Regions from separate parts of the Homo sapiens genome. Here region 2 is linked to region 1. Evidence: chromatin loops called from intact Hi-C (ENCODE). Cell type or tissue: ascending aorta. All regions are shown on one strand. Each heading gives the region's core, and the rest is flanking DNA. Links, peaks and the distances in the headings are about the cores only.

Region 1 (11,132 bases), core at 1,073-9,072:
GAGAGCTAGCTAGCTCCTTCCACATGTGAGGACATAGCAAGAAGACACCACTTATGAATCAGGAAATGGGTCCTCACCATACACTTAATCTGTTGGTGCCATTACCTTGGACTTCCGTCTCCAGAAATGTGAGAAATAAGTTGCTGTTGTTTATAGGCTATCCAGTCTATGGAATTGTGCTATAGCAACCTGAAAGGATTAAAATACTTAGTTCGGGCCAGGCGTGGTGGCTCACGCCTGTAATCCCAGCACTTTGGGAGGCAGAGGAGGGTGGATCAATTGAGGGCAGGAGTTCAAGACCAGTCTGGCTAACATGGTGAAACCCTGCCTCTAATAAAAATACAAAAACTAACTGGGTGTGGTGGCGGGTGTCTGTAATCCCAGCTACGTGGGAGGTTGAGGCATGAGAATCGCTTGAACCCGGGAGGTAGAGGTATCAGTGAGCTGAGATCTTGCCATTGCACTCCAGCCTGGGCAATAGCACGAGACTCAGTCTCATAAATAAATGAATGAATGAATGCCTAGTTTGGCTCACAGATGGGACTCAGTCACAGTTACTGTTAGGAATAAAGACAATCTCTGGGCCTCCAGAAAGTGAGAAAGGCAAGGATCTGACTCAGGGCTCTCTCTTTGCTCTGAAGTGGGAAATTGCCCTTAATATTTAAGATGTATCGAATCCTGGAGCTGTGTGTTTAGTCCAATGTAGTTTAAGAACCATAAAATCAGAGAAACACTTCTGAATTAATAAAACTTGAATGAGAAAAAAATTATTTTAGTCAGAACAGTTAAAACAAATACATCTTTTAAAAATGGTAAGAAATGGAGGCTTCTAAATTTGACATTGCTCTAATGATTTAACTTAGCTGGAGGGAAGATGAAGTCTTCCTGTCAAGCATAGGTTGTTCAGCCAGGAAATGTAAAAAAGCCACACACAGAAAGAACAAAGTCTGGTGTTCATGAGAGGCGATGGTCTTTTCTAAAATGAAGTTCCAGCCAAAATATAGGACGTGAGTTAGAGGCAATGATTCCAAAAGTTTCTGAGGAAGGTGTCAGAGAAGACTGATAGAGATGATGCAAATTTCAAGCTGCTGGTTCAGCTCCAATTTGGCAGAAATCTAGAATGAAGAACTGTTTCCTCAAGACCACAGTGCCTGCCCATCTGGATTAAAAAATGAAAACAGTACGCAGGAAAATAGCGTCCAATTTGGTGGTACTTTGAACTATGGCCAGAGGAAGGTCACTCAACTGCATATTTCCTATTAAAGTCCAGAGACATTATTCTCTTGAGCCCTTTATTCCCATGTTCCCATTCTTCTTCAGGAAAGTTAAGTCAGCCAACAGGATCGTCCTCCATTCTGGATAGTGGACCTAGATGTTTTCTAAGGAATTCCATTTAGTAGTGGAGAGTCTGTGAAGTAGATAAAAAAGCACCACTCTCTCTCTTCCTTTATACATGTGAAATAAGCACACTGTTCCTCATCTGTTTAAGGAACACTACAGAAAAACGGATTAAGAAAAATAACTTCTGGTAAAGTTAATGGCTCAAGAAGGCTTCAAGTCCTCCTTCTCTGTCCCTGTTCTGAAGTGAGACATGGAGGGAGCTGGCTAGCTGGCCTTCAGCCATCCAATATGTGCTAATTTTTGATTTAAGAATTAGTTCAATTAAACCGTACCTGCCAGACAGATGGTCCTCATCCAGGGTCATGCACTGTTGCAACTGCTGATTATTGACTCTCATGTCCCCCAGTGAAGTGGCAATACCTGCTGTTATTAGCTGTTTGGCACCTTCTGTGTTGCCGCGCTGGCAAGGCAAGAAGGACCCAGGCATGTGCTAGGGGTAGTGCTGAAGGTTAAAGTGCTGTCCAGAACATGCAGCAGATCTGAGGGATGAGGCTAAAAGCTAATCTGTTCAGCCATAGAAGGAGACACACATATGCGTTTTGTGTGTGTGTGTGTGTGTGTGTGTGTGTGTGTGTGTGTGTGTACAGTAAGTAAAGGGACATAAAAGAAAGGAAACTGCAGTTTTCTATCTTTCTTCCCTTCGACTCATCTCCTAGTCCCTGGTCTTCCTGGGAGCCACCTGCCACAGTCCTGGACTCTGTCATTCTACATTCTAGGAACCCTGAACTATGCTTCCAGCCAACTGCTAGTTTCCTTGGATCCTTAAAAATATCATACCACACAGGCCAGTTTTATTCATACATTAAATAACTTGCTAGGATTGCAACTTTTGATCTTCCTTACTGAGAGAAAAACTGTGCAGATTCATAAGTGATTAAGCCAATAGCTAGCCTTTAATTGAGCACTTACTGTCTACCCAGCATTCTGCTAGGTGTTTTACCTGTAATAGTTCCAGTGAGGCAGGTTTTGTTTATTATCTCCAGTTTACAAAGGTCAGAAAGGTTAAGTGCCTGAGGTTAGCTAATAATTGGCCAAATAAGATTCAGATGTAGGAAGGCTGAGGCCAGCTGTGCTCTTCAATGCCCCATCCAAGCCCTTCCCTATGTGACTCCCACTGCTGCTCATTCCCCTTCCACCTCACCAGTCACCCCGCTGTGTCCCTGACGTCTTGGCTAGATATTCACTATGTGGCTATTTTTCTTGGCTTCGGCTTCTGTTGTATTAAGTCAAAATCTCAGTCAAATACAACACACTGCAACATTTTAAAAAAGTACCCCCATAGCCAGTCTTTCCATTTGTAAAATGAGATTGGGGTAGTCTCTATCTCTCGTGGATGTTATGAAGATTAAGAGACGGAATGCACCAAATTCTCAGCACGGTGCCTGACACAATAATAAGCATCATCTGAGTGCTAACTATTTTGGGATTTTGCTTACTGAAATGGCCCAGAGGTAATGTTATATTCATTTTGTGGATGTGGGACATGGAGCATAAGTGGCCAAAACAACTTGGCAGAAGGAAATCCTGCTAGTAACTGGCAGAGCTGGAGGAGCCTGTGCCTTAATACTCATTGCCTCTCTCAGCTCCCTGCAAACCCCTAACAACTAACCACATTGTTGGGCATCCCATTGCCTTTCTGTTTAGGATTTGGGAGGTCATTTCATATTCTCAGCTAATTTGAAGAGCAGAGAGAATTTGAATTCCATTTCAGACGATCACATTTTCAGATTCGTTTGGAGATCACTCAGTGGCTGTCAGACATGGGAGTGAGACAGCAGTGAGAAGAGAGAGACGAAAGCTCACTTCTGATGTTCCTGGGTTGGTGTGTCTGTCAAAGGACAACAGGAGAGGGCAGCAAAGACCCTAAATGCAGGGAACTTTGAGGGTGTTCAGTTGGTTGTGTGGACACCTGGGAGAGGGGGACTCCACTGCACAGGAAGTAAACCTGCAACAGAGAAACCTGGCAGGCTATAGCAGTTCCCTGCCATAATCACAGAGCTGGGGTTTGCCTGGAGTTGGACAGCTTAGTGAGGATCAGATTTCTCTATGTACGAAGCACACACAACATCCCAGGGTCAGAAATAAGCTGTAATGGACAAGAATTATAGGATAGGGATATGGGGAGCAGAGCCAAATGAAGTGTACTGCTTTCATTTCCTCTGGAAGGTGTACCTTGGGCAAAAGGTCTAACTGAATTTAAATAATATTTGTTTCCAGAAGGGGCTTTGGAATAGGTAGGTTTTGCCCTAAGAGAGCCTTTATTTTTACCTTAAAAATAGCAGGCAACGTTTCTATGAAAGGAAGACAAAGTGATATTGCTTTATGTAAAATTAACGCTTAGAGATTTTAGAAGATGAAGTAAGGCAAATTGCTTTCTTATTTATGTTTATGCTCTCACCCATATACCCCGCAGTAGCTTAAATGCAACAGGAACTAAGAATAATAGAGTAAAAATATGATGCAATGCCTGATTAAAAATGCAAATTCAAAGTTGCCAGTGATCTTCTAGCTAAGCAGAGTAAACACTGGAAAGGAGAAAAAGCACACTGAGGTTCGCTAAAGGATAGAAATGATCATCCAAAAGAAGTAAGAAATGGGTGCCAAAGGAGGTAAGAAACGTGGAGTCTAGCCTCTGAGGAATAAGAGATTATTGGGTAAGCACTGGTGAATTGGAAGGGAAAAAGCCAAGTGGCCAAGAAAGACAGATTTACCAGGATTGGGGTTTTATTTCTAAGGATTGAGCCAGTGACGCTTGGAAGAAATCCAATCAGTAAATACTAACTGAACACCCACTGTGTGCAAGGCATCGTGGTCTGCCTTTCCAGCGCAATAAAGCAGTATAAAGATGAGAGAGACTTGCAGTGTAACAACTAAAAATACAACATGTTAAGTAAGATAGAGAACTTGAATATCTTGAAGGAAAGAAAATTAAAGCATGTTAAATGCGAAATAATGGTACACAAGACAAGTACAAGTGGACTCTGACTAGGGAGAGGTGGAGCAGTCAGGAAAGTCTTTTGGGAAAGGGTGGTACTTATGATAAGTAGGATAGGATGGGAAAGACTCCAGCCAAGGCGAGAGACAATAGCTTTTATAGAATCAGAACATATTATTAGATAGAAGCAACATTAGGAGTATCCGAGAAAACAGTATTAGAGAGCCTCATTGTATCATTTGTTAGTGTAGCTCCACTTGTCTCCCCCACCCCAGGCCTTCACCATCTGGGTCTGCCCACAGAACAGGGGGCAGCACAGTCCGAGAGGGAAGGGTGTGTTGCTTGGAGGGCATGAAGTGGTAGGGGGCTTCCCTGAGTGGGCTAAGACTGTAGTACTAGGGTGAAGGGGCAGTGCCTAGTCAGGAGGAGCCATGGATCCTCTGTGGGGGTCAGCATTAAAGATATAGTGCAAAACACTTAATGAGGCAGGAGGCTGGACAAGCACAGAAGGATGGCGGTAGGCCAGAGAACAAAGTCTGGTCAGGAGGATCTGTACTCTGAAAGTATAAACCAAAGCACCCTTTTATGTGAGGTCTGCTGCTCTTTACAAATATTCAAAAATTGTCTATAAAATGTAAGTGTGTCATTTAATATTTTCCATAATATGACAGATTTTAATTCATATCTCATATTTTATAGTCTAAACAAGGAGCTCTTAACAGTCATTAGAATCACTAGGAAGATTATCAAAAATATAAGTAATCAGGAATGAACTGGAGTAGGACCCAGAGGACAATATTTCTTGAAATCTTTCCAGCTAGACCTGGGAACCACTAGTTTAGCCAAACTGGGGTCCTCTTTCTTCTTTAAATTTACTCTAAAGTTTCTCTCCTCTATTCTTATTCTTGTGATTTTCATTCTGTTAGAAATGAAACTCTGTTAAGGATGTGATCCTTCTATATTTCTGTTGAAATTCTTACTTAGAAAATGCTGATAAAAGTAGTAGATGCCCAGTTCAGCTTGCTAGTTAGATTACCTTTCTAGGTCTTTGCAGATCAAGGGTCTGTGATTCCATTGGTTTGGCTCTTCAAGCGCTGATGTGAGCACAGTGCTAAAGAATGCCAGGAGAGGGCAGCAGAGAGCTGGGAAGCCCTTTGATAGAGGCTAGAGGAAGTGAACCAAATGGGAGAACCTGTATGTAGCAGGTGGAGGAGAAAATACTTGATCTTTTATGGGGTGCAGGGTATGCCAGTTGTGTGTCCTTCATAAATTAACCAAAGACTATAGTCATTACTCAGATCAGAAACTGAAATCAACAGGGGATGCCACAGGGAGTGGTAGTTTTAAAACAGGAAGGGATGGAAATAGGCTCTAAGATATTGCTGGGAGCCACCAAAGGTAAGCCAGCTATGGCAGGATGTTGGGCCCCTGATAGCTCCTGAGACACTGGCCCTGTCTAGGCATAGATTCATTAGACGTGGACCCAAACCAGTAGAAAAAGCCTTTATTTAAGGACTGAGCAAGTCTTTGCAACCTAGGGGTGCAGGTGAACAGGATAAAGGAAACATTTTAGAGTAAGATTTCAGGGGACTGAAGAAACACTGACATTCAGGAAAAGCAGAAGAGATTCTTACAAGTTCAGTGCCCACATCATAAGGAAAAAATTCTCTGAAGACCAGGATGGGATTCAAGGGTGTTATGTTGAATAGAGGCATGCAAAGGAAGTACTTAACGTGCAGGCCAGGACCAGAGACGGTGCACTAGGTAGAGTGCGGCATCCAGCAAAAGTATTTCAAGGTAAGTTCTGCAAGGGTTTGGGAATATCACAAGGCTTTGTTGGTAGTGCCAATTTAAATCCACCTTAGGCTAAAACTTCCAGAGTATGATCTAGCACCTTGCTACTTAAAAGTGTGGTCTGTAGACCAGCAGTCCTGGCATTGCTTGGGAGCTTATTACAATTGAGAATCTCAGGTCCTGCCTCAGACCTACAGAATCAGAATTTGCATTTTAACAAGATCCCCAGGTGATTTCACTGCATATAATGCATATTAAGGTTTAAGAAACAGCAGACTAGCATCCAGTCCAGACAGGGCTGGGTGGCATTGATACCTGTAGAAGATTAGTAAGGGCATTCTGTAATAAGAAAGTGAGGGAGAATAGCTGCATTTGAATGACAGTAGCTGCAGCCATTAATAGTATGTGAACTCGATACTTTATTTTGGCTTATTTTTTTCAAACCCTACTAGATGCCTTATAGTTACATGCAAAATCAACCAACTGATGTATTTTTCAGAGGCCACAGTAGGGGAAACTGCATCCTACTGCAGTTTGAAAGAAAGTGTGAATCCAAATTAAAGGTGTTGCTTGGGAGGGCAGTGGGTTTCTTAGAAGGTTTCCGCTGTGTATGGTCCGGGGTCTGTGTGTCCAGAAACTAGATTTTTAAAACATTTTTAGGCTAACTCAAAGCAATTAGACCCTTAGACAAAGGACTATTGGTACTAATATCACAAGGGAGTTTATGTTTGTATTAGTTTATTATTGTTGTTGTAATAAACTAACACAAATTTAGAGGCTTAAAACAACACAAATTTATTCTCTTACAATCCTGGAGTCCAGCAGCCCAAAATCAGTGTCACTGGGCTACAGTCAAGGTGCCAGCAGGGCTTGTTCTTTCTGGAGGATCCAGAGAAGAATTTATTCCTTGACTCTTCCAACTTCTAGAGGCTGCTGCCAAAATTAATTTCCTTCTCTGACTCCTGGACTTTTCCTCCATTTTTTTTCTTTTTTTTTTTTGAGATAGAGTCTTGCTCTGTTACCCAGGCTGGAGTGCAGTGGTGTGATCTCAGCTCACTGCAGTCTCTGCCTCTCGGGTTCCGGTGATTCTCCTGCCTCAGCCTCTCAGGTATCTGGGATTATAGGCATGTGTAACCACACCTGGCTAATTTTTGTATTTTTAGTGGAGGCAGGGTTTCACCATGTGGGCCAGGCTGGTCTCGAACTCCTGACCTCAGGTGATCTGCCCACCTCAGCCTCCCAAAGTGCCAGCATTACAGGTGTGAGCCACTGCGCCCAGACTTTCCTCCATTTTTGAAGCCACCGGTGTAGCATCTTACTTGTGTTGTAAGATGCTTTCATTGCCTTCATCTTCTGTGTCAAATATCCCTCTCCCTAGCTCCCACCCTGATAAGGAAGGATAATCTCTCTGTCTGTCTCAATATCCTTAGTCACATCCACGAAGCCACTTTTTCTATAAAAGGTAATATTCACAGGTTTTAAGGATTAAGGCCTGAATATCTTTGGGGGCCAATTAGCCTACCACAAAGTTTAAACCATAATTTTAATTGATGAAATAAAATATGTTGTTCCATTGATTACACAGCCTAATCTCTTTCTTGGTATTGGAAAGTCAAATTAGTATCAGCAAGTGATTTGGAAACTAGAGAATGAATTTTGTATGAGCCAGACAGAGCCCTGATGAAGCACCCCTGACCACAGCAACCCCTCGGGTTGGGATGGCTCCTGCGAGTGATGGCTTCTCTCCTCTGCTCTGGTCTTGCTTATGCTGTCCTGATTTGCTCTCAGACTTCCGTGTCCTGCCCTGCTCCCCTCCCTCAGTTGGAAAATTCTCTCTCTGAATGTACAGTATTATAGATGAAGCCCAAGGTTTGGGGGCCACACACTATAAGTGCCCACCTGTACTGGTTCAGGGAAGACAGCAAGCTCAGGCAGAAAACCAGGCAGTACAGGTAAACTGCTAGTGGCAGAACCTTAGAAGATTTTGAAGCTTCAAGGCAACTTAGAAATTATCTAGTCCAACCCCTTATTTACTGATGGGAAATAAGTCCCAGAGAGACAGTAGCACGTCCAGGGCCACACTTGGATTTATTATTTAGTCAATGAAAATTAATAAAGCAGCTGCCCTGTGCAGGGGTTATGCAGAGGAATAAAATGTGAATGAAGGAAATAAGGAATGGTGACCATGGATATAACTGGCAGGAGGATTCAAGATGCTCACCAGAAATCAGGCTTTGGGAATTTCTGAATTCAGACTCTAATGCTCTGTAGGCTATGTGGACAAGTCTTACACATTTGGTGGTATTACACCATCATTGATAAAGTAGAAACAGTAGCATTTGTTTTCCAGTACAGATTAGAAAAATAAAGCCTGACCCTCTCTTTTTCAAGGTAGAAAATAAGTTTGTTTACTTTCCCAGGAGCAAGCTCCCATCTGGCTAGGCAGCAACCACTGCCAGGCTGCCCCTTGGGGAAGCAGCAGAGAGGCAATAAGCCAGCACCCTCCACTCCCATGGGCACCCTACAGGGAAATGCACGGGAGCTGATGGATGTGATTACTGTGATTACTGCAGCAACGTGGGTCAGGGTGAAGGGAGCTCTTCTCTCGCATGGAGCACCAATTTGCCTGAGCTGTAAGGAGAACTGAACTGACTGTTTCCCAAGGGGTGTGGGGCTGAGCAAATGATGCTGTTAACTCTCTCCATGTGCAACCATACATACCTTTTACCATATGTCTGTCAACCTGATGTTTGTTACTGTATGTCAAACACATTCAAAATCTTTTGCAGATCTCAGAATAATATGCTTAGGCACAATGTGATGGTGATGGCAGAAACACTGTGAAGTTCTGAGTGGTTCATCTGTCTCATTTTGATTAAAGTCATAATCCAGTGATCTTAGGTTTAAATGAAAAAAAATATAGATCTCAAAATACTTCAGATATAAAGGGATGCCTCAGGATTTGCTTTTTCTGAGGAACTCAAAGGAAATTAAAGTCCTTTTACAGTAACAAAAAAGACATCCAGTTAGCATCATAAAAATCACAACCCGATATTAAAATGTCAGTTATTCCCCCTTGTCTGGGAATTGAAAATGCAGGCTTTGTATGTTTCTTTTTGGGGACACTGTTGGCTAGCAAAACTGATTTCTACTATAATTGGAAGACCTTATCTCAAAAGTAAGAAGGCTGGCCAAAAGGTCTACTCAGCACACATGACAAGGTCATGGCTTGCAGGCACAGGAAGCCAGCACATATGGGCTCAGCTTCTATGAGGTGCTAGAACAAGAGGAGGAGGAGGGGGAAGAGTGGCTTAGTATTCCCTTGATCCTGACATGACTGTCCTGCACATGGTCCCTTTAGTCTGGTCATCTGCAGGTCCCAACTCCCCAGTGACCCTCAATCCATCTCCTAAGGGGAGGACAACTCACATCTCCTATTCTCTTTCCAATCCATTATTTTGTCTTAAATCGTATGGCTAGCTCCCCTTGGAGTCTTCTGCTTTCATCTTAACTGCCTATTTAGTAGATCAAGCTGACTAAAGTTTGCTAGTTTACTGTGTCTTTGCCTTCCTGCTCTAAGAACTCCAATTCTCCTGGAGGCCTGTGGATTTCTCTAAGTGGGGAAAGACTCAAAATAAGACAGCACAGGAAAGAAAACCTCATTATATTGTTAACCTATAAAAAGGCAAAGAAAACTACCTGAAAGGCCATATATCAAAATAGTAACAGGAGTTATTTCTGGGTGGTGGTGTTTGTTTTCTATGGGATTCTCTGTATTTTCCAAATTTACTTTTTATCAGAAACAAGGCATCAGAAAGAAAATGATATGAGTTGTTAGAGTAATTGTGCTTTAGTTCACTTTGTAAACTATAAGGTAGAGTGTGGAGAGAAAAACCAAGGGACGTCTTTGGTCACTGCAATGGGTCAGGATCACATTAGGTAAGTAAAGGAGAGAAATTGCTCCAACATCATTTTGAACAAAGCATAAAATCAAACTGAATTTGGTTTGGTAAATAAGATGCCCCAAGGCCAACCCTACTTAAGGTTACTTTATATTACTTCACATAGGCTTGGCTAAATGGATCGTCCATCACCCTCCAGACTAATTACATTTGATTAAGGTCTTCCTTAAAAGCTCTTCTTTCACAGTGAATTGAAAATGACCACTAACCTCCATTGACTGATGCTGTGAGGTCACCCTATGAATTGATTAGGGAGTGCTGCATTGTGCTTTTGCAATTCTAGTTCTGTGGGGCCCCTGGAACCTTGGCCCATACATCAATGGGAAGGAATGGTGATTAATATTCTGTTGCTACCTCTGTGCCGTAGCCCCTCTATGTGATGTCACCATCTTATCCCATTCCAAATTGGTGTATTCTCTGCTTACCTGGTTTTTCTTTACACTTCTCAAAGGTATCTTGCTCATAGCTGATTGCTTAACCTGGATCCATTATTTCCCTCATGTTTTGTTCCAGAAGGTTTTGTTTTATAGTTTTATGTCTGCAGAATGGATGTCAGGAGAGGGTGGGGATTGCTGAAAAGCAAATGGATTTAATTATTACAAATGTCAATTAAATTGAGACAGAGAAAATGTGAGGTGAAGTCTGGAGCTGACTAGTCGGAATTCATTTTTAAACAATATTGAAAATATATGTTATAAACAGAATGATGTTGATTGCAGAATAATCTTGTTCAATAATGTGTAAGTATTATACATATATTTAATCCAAATACATTTCTAAAGTTAACAAAACTCTAAGCTAACAGGCTTTGAAATAAAGATGATCTGTTTTTGGTATACAGATCTTAATCGAGATTTAGTCTTTTTTCTCTCCCTTTGGCTTCTAGCTCTAGCTATGACTCACACATAGCCCAGGAAGGGAGAATGAGAGAGAAGAAAGAAACCAAGGGTCACACCATTAAAGCTCATAGAAATGTAAGTTTCAACTAAAGAATCCTAGAGGAAATTAAGCTATAGAAAAGCATGGCTATCCATGCAATA
Region 2 (11,132 bases), core at 2,027-10,026, 54 kb after region 1:
ATTTACCTATTTAACAAACCTGCACATGTACCCCTGAACCTAAAAGTTAAAGAATATGATGAAGTTTTTTTATTAGAATGCCAACTACATTATAAAATTACACCTTATATTAACCAAATTACACCTTATATTGACTTCCATGTGAAATAACGCACTATTTCTTTTACATTCTTTGTTATAGGCCAATAGATAAAATGAAGGCACATCATCCACCAATGTTAGATCAAACTTTGTGAAACAGTGATCTTGGGAATCTATGAGACACCAAAGAACCAAGTCCACTGAGAGAGAGATATATATATGTATGTATGTGTGTGTGTATATACCAACATGTACATGTATATATACAGGTATGTGTCTATATACACATATACACACATATATGTATATATACACACACATATCTCATATGTGTATAGACACATACCTGTATATATATATACATGTACATGTTGGTACGTGTGTGTGTGTGTGTGTGTATATATATATATATATGTCTACATATACAGGTATGTGTCTATATACATGTATACATATATGTATATATGCATATATATGCATGTGTTTATATATGTATATATGTACATATATACTTGTATATATATACTTGTATATATGTACATGTATATACTTGTATATATGTACATGAATGTATATGTATACATGCATATGTACATATGTGTGTATGTATGTGTTGGTAAGTTGAAATTGACATATATATGATATATATGTATATCATATCTGGGTTTTGAGTGGAGATCAACAAAATAGTATCTATCACACAAATTTGATTTGAATTTTACTTGCTCACTGTTTATTATATCTATGTGTGTGGGTGTGTGTTGGTAAGTTGAAATTGGCATGCTCAGGATATAGATATGTCTGTGTATGTATATATGTATGTTATTCTTTTAGATTACACAGTTTATATCAAAATCAAGCATCAGTTAAATTATAACCCCCAATTACTGTGTAAGAAAGCCTGCCAAATCTACTCTGACATTATACTTATATATGGCCTTCAAGGAGTAGGGCCAGTGCTGATCCTCAAGGGTGCTAGCAAATTCTTCATAGTAGTCTAAAGTCTAGTAGTATGGAAGGATATGATAGACACAAAGACATATTTCATGCTGTTCTTTTAAATAAAATACCATTTGATCTCGGAGCAGAAATATAAGTTTTCTTAAGTTTTCATATTTCCCAATTAACAGGGTTACAAGGGGAAGTAGAAGAAATATTAAACAAAATTTTCCAAAGTGGCATTAATTATTAAAGTAAATGACACAAATGACTACATAAATAAGTAAAATACATAGGAATATCTCATCCTTCTTCCATTTCCAATTCTACCATAAGGATTAAAGTCCAGGCCTGCATTGCCAAGTTACAAATATCACATAAAATTAACCACAGTATTATTAAATTTATAACAATATGTATCAGTAGTTTTATAACATATACATGTATAGGGGATATAATTTATTATACATCATGTTATATAATGCATTATTACTGTGTGAGCCACTAGGCTTAGCATCCAAGACCACTTGATATATTGTATGTGCTCAATTCTCTATTTGTTAATTATAAAGAATTCAAATATCAACTCTTTGATGTATAAGTGTAATTAAACACACATATTTTGGAGCTGTTCTGCTTCCATTACAGTTTTAGCTCTATTAATACTAATTGCATGCCTTTGCATCTCAATTGCCTGATCTATAAAATGATGAAAATAATAACTATCTCATTAGTTTGTTGTGAAGATTCAACAAGATAACACCCAACCAATGACTTGCACGTATCAGGCACTCAAGAGTATGAGTGAAATGTAATAAGAATCATCATTATTTTGTTGTAATTATTTTTATTTTTTTATTTTTATTATTATTATACTTTAAGTTTTAGGGTACATGTGCACAATGTGCAGGTTAGTTACATATGTATACGTGTGCCATGCTGGTGTGCTGCACCCATTAACTCGTCATTTAGCATTAGGTATATCTCCTAAAGCTATCCCTCCTCCCTCCCCCCACCCCACAACAGTCCCCAGAGTGTGATGTTCCCCTTCCTGTGTCCATGTGTTCTCATTGTTCAATTCCCACCTATGAGTGAGAATATGCAGTGTTTGGTTTTTTGTTGTTGCGATAGTTTACTGAGAATGATGATTTCCAGTTTCATCCATGTCACTAAAAAGGACATGAACTCATCATTTTTTATGGCTGCATAGTATTCCGTGGTGTATATGTACCACGTTTTCTTAATCCAGTCTATCATTGTTGGACATTTGGGTTGGTTCCAAGTCTTTGCTATTGTGAACAGTGCCACAATAAACATACGTGTGCATGTGTCTTTATAGCCGCATGATTTATAGTCCTTTGGGTATATATCCAGTAATGGGATGGCTGGGTCAAATGGTATTTCTAGTTCTAGATCCCTGAGGAATCGCCACACTGACTTCCACAAGGGTTGAACTAGTTTACAGTCCCACCAACAGTGTAAAAGTGTTCCTATTTCTCCACATCCTCCCCAGCACCTGTTGTTTCCTGACTTTTTAATGATTGCCATTCTAACTGGTGTGAGATGGTGTCTCATTGTGGTTTTGATTTGCATTTCTCTGATGGCCAGTGATGGTGAGCATTTTTTCATGTGTTTTTTGGCTGCATAAATGTCTTCTTTTGAGAAGTGTCTGTTCATGTCCTTTGCCCACTTTTTGATGGGGTTGTTTTGTTTTTCTTGTAAATTTGTTTGAGTTCTTTGTAGATTCTGGATATTAGCCCTTTGTCAGATGAGTAGGTTGCAAAAATTTTCTCCCATTTTGTAGGTTGCCTGTTCACTCTGATGGTAGTTTCTTTTGCTGTGCAGAAGCTCTTGAGTTTAATTAGATCCCATTTGTCAATTTTGGCTTTTGTTGCCATTGCTTTTGGTGTTTTAGACATGAAGTCCTTGCCCATGCCTATGTCCTGAATGGTAATGCCTAGGTTTTCTTCTAGGGTTTTTATGGTTTTAGGTCTAACGTTTAAGTCTTTAATCCATCTCGAATTAATTTTTGTATAAGGTGTAAGGAAGGGATCCAGTTTCAGCTTTCTACATATGGCTAGCCAGTTTTCCCAGCACTATTTATTAAATAGGTAATCCTTTCCCCATTGCTTGTTTTTCTCAGGTTTGTCAAAGATCAGATAGTTGTAGATATGCGGCATTATTTCTGAGGGCTCTGTTATGTTCCATTGATCTATATCTCTGTTTCGGTACCAGTACCATGCTGTTTTGGTTACTGTAGCCTTGCAGTATAGTTTGAAGTCAGGTAGGGTGATGCCTCCAGCTTTGTTCTTTTGGCTTAGGATTGACTTGGCGATGCGGGCTCTTTTTTGGTTCCATATGAACTTTAAAGTAGTTTTTTCCAATTCTGTGAAGAAAGTCATTGGTAGCTTGATGGGGATGGCATTGAATCTATAAATTACCTTGGGCAGTATGGCCATTTTCACGATATTGATTCTTTCTACCCATGAGCATGGAATGTTCTGCCATTTGTTTGTATCCTCTTTTATTTCCTTGAGCAGTAGTTTGTAGTTCTCCTTGAAGAGGTCCTTCACATCCCTTGTAAGTTGGATTCCTAGGTATTTTATTCTCTTTGAAGCAATTGTGAATGGGAGTTCACTCATGATTTGGCTCTCTGTTTGTCTGTTATTGGTGTATAAGAATGCTTGTGATTTTTGTACATTGATTTTGTATCCTGAGACTTTGCTGAAGTTGCTTATCAGCTTAAGGAGATTTTGGGCTGAGACAGTGGGGTTTTCTAGATATACAATCATGTCATCTGCAAACAGGGACAATTTGACTTCCTCTTTTCCTAACTGAATACCCTTTATTTCCTTCTCCTGCCTAATTGCCCTGGCCAGAAGTTCCAACACTATGTTGAATAAGAGTGGTGAGAGAGGCCATCCCTGTCTTGTGCCAGTTTCCAAAGGGAATGCTTTCAGTTTTTGCCCATTCAGTATGATATTGGCTGTGGGTTTGTCATAGATAGCTCTTATTATTTTGAGATATGTCCCATCAATACCTAATTTATTGAGAGTTTTTAGCATGAAATGTTGTTGAATTTTGTCAAAGACCTTTTCTGCATCTATTGAGGTAATCATGTGGTTTTTGTCTTTGGTTCTGTTTGTATGCTGGATTACATTTATTGATTTGCGTACATTGAACCAGCCTTGCGTCCCAGGGATGAAGCCCACTTGATCATGGTGGATAAGCTTTTCGATGTGCTGCTGGATTCGGTTTGCCAGTATTTTATTGAGGATTTTTGCATCAATGTTCATCAAGGATATTGGTCTAAAATTCTCTTTTTTGGTTGTGTCTCTGCCTGGCTTTGGTATCAGGATGATGCTGGCCTCATAAAATGAGTTAGGGAGGATTCCCTCTTTTTCTGTTGATTGGAATAGTTTCAGAAGGAATGGTACCAGTTCCTCCTTGTACCTCTGGTACAATTCGGCTGTGAATCCATCTGGTCCTGGACTCTTTTTGATTGGTAAGCAATTGATTATTGCCACAATTTCAGAGCCTGTTATTGGTCTATTCAGAGATTCAACTTCTTCCTGGTTTAGTCTTGGGAGGGTGTATGTGTTGAGGAATTTATCCATTTCTTCTAGATTTTCTAGTTTATTTGCATAGAGGTGTTTGTAGTATTCTCTGATGGTAGTTTGTATTTCTGTGGGATCGGTGGTGATATCCTCTTTATCATTTTTTATTGCGTCTATTTGATTCTTCTCTCTTTTCTTCTTTATTAGTCTTGCTAGTGGTCTATCAATTTTGTTGATCTTTTCAAAAAACCAGCTCCTGGATTCATTAATTTTTTGAAGGGTTTTTTTGTGTCTGTAATTATTTTTAATTTGGGCTTCACTTCCCAGTCCAGTGAGATGTGCTCTGCTACTTTCATACTTTCTTAACCCTATTAATGTAGCCACAAATTGTAGCTCTTTGGATATATAATTTATTGCTGAACATTCAAGTTTAAAGTTTTAAAAATTTTCCTTGACCAGGGATTGTGCAGCATTGATCATAATCAGCATGATCATTATTTGCAGTAGTTAATACATAGAAAACACTCTTTTTTTTGTTGAGTCAATGAATGCATGTATGAATCAGAAGAAACAAAATAGTAGTTTCTATATCTGCTAAGAAAGCAAAATAATGTAACATACTATCACTATACTCAGCATCTGAGTTTATGTTTTAGTTTATTTTGATCAGTAATACTACATTAATTACCTAGGAGTAATAAGAAAAAAAGCTTGCTTAATATTTAAATGTCATGTTAATGCAAATGAAAGCCAAATGCCCTCATGCCATATAATAAAAGGGTCAGTTTTGCATTAGTTCAAATAAAAAAGAGTGATTGAGAATTGAGTCACCACAAGGAACACAGTGGGTTGGGCATGATAAACTCAGCAGAATCTCTATCGTAGTAGCCAATATCATTATCTGGGTTTTGAGTGGAGATCAACAAAATAGTATCATCTATCACACAAATTTGTTGATTTGAATTTTACTGGTTCATTGTTTATTTTATAAATTTCTTCGTGGTTTTAATTGTACAAGAGCTGATAAGTATAAGAATTTATATTTAAGTGCATAGTTTTTACCTGTGTGTAAGTATTTAACATATTAAAATAATTTTGGAGAGTTCATGAGACTTGTTTTCCTTTAAAAAGAAACCACGTCTTACTCAAACTTGCATAAGCACCACACAACCCAAGTACTTTCTCAGTAGAACTCCATTTGAGAACAGCTTGTTAGTGTGTAGATTTGGATATATGTGCCCTCAGAAACATCACAGCAACATACCAAAGCCCAATATATCAGAGTTAATCTGTGATGCAGGCATCAGTCCAGCTGGTACATTCTGCTGTGAGTGCTTCACTCTATTTTTAGTGGTAATTTATTTGGCATGCAGATTGAGATCTTTCGTGGGAATAACAAAATGACTCACGCCTTCAGCTGCCCGATTCTCCTAAGAACCACGATGTGAGGCTGCACGATTGTGGACCTGGGACAGTTGGTAATTGCCTCTTTTCCTCCTCCTCTTCTACACTTGTATGAACTCTCTCGAATAAATAATGAATAACTTCTTTTTTCCCCTACCCCAACAACTAAGTCTCATAATTAGAATTTGCTACTTCTATTAATACATTCAATTATGTGCTGATTCAAGCATCTTCACGTCAAATGCATTAGAAAACAGCTAATTATGCCCTTTCCCATGGGTAAGAAAATCTTTAAATTTAATTAAACGACCTTAACTCAACTCCTTCACATTAGGGTCTATATCCCGATGGATTTCCTACTGGGCGACTTAAAGAGCCAAGCTCAATATTAAAAGCAGCAGCAGTTATTACTTTTTATTCTTTAAAACAAAATTATTTTTGGTTGAAGAATTCTGACCATTAATTTCACTCTCAATCATGCTTCTGCATTCACTCCTAAAAACACAGATTAGTTGAGAAAGCTTGCTTTTCACTTTTAAAGTTGTTTACTTTCTTTTTCTTGCACCAATAAGATGCCTTAAATAGAGACTACCATTCTTCAGTCTTGATATTCTTTTTGACATACTAATCAACACACATAAGCAAAGGTAGTAGAAACAAATCTTAGAAAAAAGAAAACATGTTAAGCACCACATCTGAGCCATGCAGGGTTCAAATATACAGAATGTTCTGTCTTTTATGAGAAAGCCACAAAATATTTTTCTATTTCCTGTTTCTAAATTGGAAAATTGGAATAGAGCTATCTTAGTTTAATATTTTCCAGGAAAGCATTAAAGTCAAGCCAAGTGATTTGCTTTTTCTTTAGTTTTATAAATTTTACTTTTTGTTTTTACTTAGAACGAACTTGTTTTTTCTTAAAAATTGGACTTACACAAAAAGAGAAATCCAGATGTTCAAAGGAAGTAAGCAATCTGGAAAGAGGCAATTATATAATAGCCTTAGATGAGTTTCTTTCATCCGTTCTGTCTCCATCCTTCCCTTCCTCTTCTTCTCCCCAATCTATTCATTATTTTTCTTCTCTTTCCTCCTCCTCTTCTCATACTTCTTATTTTTCTTCTTGTTTGACCAAGTACTTCTAGAAGATGATTAATTATATGTACAACATACTGATACCTCAACATTCCTGTGATGGGCCAAACCCACTTCCAATATCATTTTTCTTGCTTGTTTGAATCAGTCATTAAACAATAATTAATGATACTAACTCTTCTTACTAATTCAACAATTAAGCAATGGGAGCCATTGGAGATTCTTGAAAAGGGAAATGATATTAAGAATCATCTGTCAATGATGGGCAGGAAGAACTGCAAGATGGTAGACTCATTAGCAGAGTTTGTAGTACTCAGGCAGAAGGTATAGAGGGTTTTGAATAGGTTAGCAGAGCGACTGTGGAAAGGACTTCACATTGAGAGGCATTCAGGAAAAAGAATTAACCAATGACATACTGGATATGAAAAATAAAGTATAGAAGTATGTCAAGGATTGTTTTTAGCTTTCAAACATGAACTACTAAGGAAAAATAGAAGTGTTAGAAATGAGAACTGATCAGGAGAGCAAGTTGGGTAAGGTAAATTCAGTTCAAGGTAAATTCAGTTTTAGGCATATTGCTTTTCATGTTATGAAACTACTTATAGGTAGAAATGACCTAATCAATTTGGAAAATTTTCTGAGAGTTGGAGAAATTGAGCAAATTCAAACAGACTAAAAGCACCTCAGGGGCTTGTTGACATATAGTCCCTGAACTTCTTGATAGCTTACCCATTAATATCCCTGCATTATTATTTATCTGTCTTTGTGTGATCAGAAAACAATAATGCTAATTCAAAAAAGTGCCAATTACAAGTCCTTGTCTGTTTTCTGAGGCAGGTGGATCCTGGTAACTGGAGGATCTTTTACAAACTTAAATATTTTCTTAAACAAGGGTTTGAAGATGCCTGTTTGAAGGAAAGAAACACGTGAGTAATAAATAGTGAATGCTACAGAGAAACCAGAAAGTAAGAAAGGTGCATAGGACTGTGGTCAGGGCAGCTATAGAAGCTATTGTTTTTTTTTTTGTTTTTTGTTTTTTTTATTATTTAAGTTTTAGGGTACATGTGCACATTGTGCAGGTTACATACATATGTATACATGTGCCATGCTGGTGCACTGCACCCACTAACTCGTCATCTAGCATTAGGTATATCTCCCAATGCTATCCCTCCCCCCTCCCCCCACCCCACAACAGTCCTCAGAGTGTGATATTCCCCTTCCTGTGTCCATGTGATCTCATTGTTCAATTCCCACCTATGAGTGAGAATATGTGGTGTTTGGTTTTTTTTCTTGCGATAGTTTACTGAGAATGATGATTTCCAATTTCATCCATGTCCCTACAAAGGACATGAACTCATCATTTTTTATGGCTGCATAGTATTCCATGGTGTATATGTGCCACATTTTCTTAATCCAGTCTATCATTGTTGGACATTTGGGTTGGTTCCAAGTCTTTGCTATTGTGAATAATGCCGCAATAAACATACGTGTGCATGTGTCTTTATAGCAGCATGATTTATAGTCATTTGGGTATATACCCAGTAATGGGATGGCTGAGTCAAATGGTATTTCCAGTTCTAGATCCCTGAGGAATCGCCACACATACCCAGGAATTGAACTCAGCTCTGCACCAAGCGGACCTAATAGACATCTACAGAACTCTCCACCCCAATTCAACAGAATATACATTTTTTTCAGCACCACACCACACCCATTCCAAAATTGACCACATAGTTGGAAGTAAAGCTCTCCTCAGCAAATGTAAAAGAACAGAAATTATAACAAACTATCTCTCAGACCACAGTGCAATCAAACTAGAACTCAGGATTAAGAATCTCACTCAAAGCCGCTCAACTACATGGAAACTGAACAACCTGCTCCTGAATGACTACTGGGTACATAACGAAATGAAGGCAGAAATAAAGATGTTCTTTGAAACCAACGAGAACAAAGACACAACATACCAGAATCTCTGGGACGCATTCAAAGCAGTGTGTAGAGGGAAATTTATAGCACTAAATGCCCACAAGAGAAAGCAGGAAAGATCCAAAATTGACACCCTAACATCACAATTAAAAGAACTAGAAAAGCAAGAGCAAACACATTCAAAAGCTAGCAGAAGGCAAGAAATAACTAAAATCAGAGCAGAACTGAAGGAAATTGAGACACAAAAAACCCTTCAAAAAATCAATGAATCCAGGAGCTGGTTTTTTGAAAAGATCAACAAAACTGATAGACCGCTAGCAAGACTAATAAAGAAAAAAAGAGAGAAGAATCAAATAGACACAATAAAAAATGATAAAGGGGCTATCGCCACCGATCCCACAGAAATACAAACTACCATCAGAGAATACTACAAACACCTCTACGCAAATAAACTAGAAAATCTAGAAGAAATGGATAAATTCCTCGACACATACACTCTCCCAAGACTAAACCAGGAAGAAGTTGAATCTCTGAATAGACCAATAACAGGAGCTGAAATTGTGGCAATAATCAATAGTTTACCAACCAAAAAGAGTCCAGGACCAGATGGATTCACAGCCGAATTCTACCAGAGGTACAAGGAGGAACTAGAAGCTATTGTTAGTAGACAGAGTTAAGTGCTGGTAGTGGAAAGTGAGGAATCTTGGGCACAAACATTGAACGACTAGTGATTAATTTTTGAGTGAAATGCTACATATGTGTTATGTAACAATTATTTCATATATGTCCCTATTATCCCTAAGGATTTTGAATAACATATGTATTTCTCATTAAGTATGGTAGAGGTTTCTTTTGTATGCATAAAAAATTGTTGTGAATCCTACATTAACGGTAGCAGAGAATAGAAAAAATTCTACCCGAGGGATCAGTCACGTGTGATTAATACTTGTGCATGGGTGTGTGCTGTGCAATAGGAAGTTAGAAATCCCAGATGGAGAACCTGCAAGGTGAAGTTGGCCTCTACAGCAGTTATGAGTACAATCCTTGTAGTGTAGAATGGGCTGGCTGAAGAAGAGTTGAAGAAATCGAGGGTGTGGATCTCCATGATCCCAGGTAAAATTTCTGATCAGAAAGAAGCAGGAGAAACTACTTTACCATGTTGCTGGACATTAACAGAGAACACTTGAAAACAAGTTAGTGACTTGGGGATATTCTCATATTTCAGTGAGACCCAGAAATCCCATAGTATTTTAAGGGGAGAGTGAAGTTTGAGGAGTTTAGGCCTAGATTAGCCACTGCTTCAATCTATGGGAAGGGATGTGGAGATAGGAGTAGATGAAGGAGTCATGATACTCATTGTTTGAGCATGCCATGTATTTTATGCCTCTATGTGGTTTATCCCTTAATCTGGAATTCCCATTTTTAACTGCATATGGAATAACCTAATGCTGGTATATTTTGAATGGGATATCCTGGGGGCCCCTGATAAAATGGAGTATACTTGTCAGAGAAAGCCTCAATCATATTGTGACTTATAGTACCTAATATTTGAGGCAAAGTGTTTGTTGTTCTTCGCAACAAACATATGAGGTCAGTGCCTTTATCTTTATTTCACCAATGAAAAATAGCTTGTCCAAAGTCACACAGTTGTAATTGGCAATGTCTATATTTCACTCTAAATCTCTCATATTAAAACTCCTTGTTCTTAACCATTATGCTTTCAGGAAACCACTTCTCAAATATGTTAATAAATATGTGAAATAACCAATGCTTAATCAGAATTGTATTGACCAGTTTGCACAACCACTTCTCTGGCTAATACTGTTACCAACACACTACACCATCGCTGTTTAGATCTAGTTGTGTGTTAGGGGAGGCTGAAGACAGGGAGCAGATCGTGATGGCTTTATCGCTCTCCCCAAATATTCAGCACATTTTCTCACTCACTTAATCCTAAGTGTCTCATCATATTTTTAGGCTATAATTCAAATTAGTTTACTGTCCAAGAGCTTTTGTAATTTGGCCCCACTTTATTAATCCAAATTTATACAGTTCATTTCAAAACCCACAGATACCTATGGAGCTCTAGGAGTGTACCAGGCACTACAATAGGGAGGAGAAACAAAACAAAAATAA

What was found. Hi-C counts contacts between places; a loop is a spot of excess contacts. Peaks named below come from ENCODE experiments on the same cell type or tissue, not always from the same donor. Only the 100,000 strongest peaks of a DNase experiment are listed, where the experiment ranks them.
Region 2: it touches region 1 in a loop (2.7-fold over the local background); 2 of 110 quality-filtered maps call a loop at or near these places.

The regions. Positions count from the first base shown.
Region 1 is chr15:46,306,863-46,317,994 of GRCh38, forward strand. No RefSeq gene overlaps it. Among named protein-coding and RNA genes, the nearest start is that of SQOR, 680 kb to the left of the region's middle. In ascending aorta, for the core only: a CTCF peak has its summit at 5,459 (motif pointing right); a DNase peak (open chromatin) is centred at 5,469; H3K27ac peaks cover 962 bases.
Region 2 is chr15:46,359,850-46,370,981 of GRCh38, forward strand. No RefSeq gene overlaps it. Among named protein-coding and RNA genes, the nearest start is that of SQOR, 730 kb to the left of the region's middle. In ascending aorta, for the core only: no CTCF peak of the experiment used is centred there; a DNase peak (open chromatin) is centred at 5,962; H3K4me3 peaks cover 1,678 bases; H3K27ac peaks cover 2,272 bases.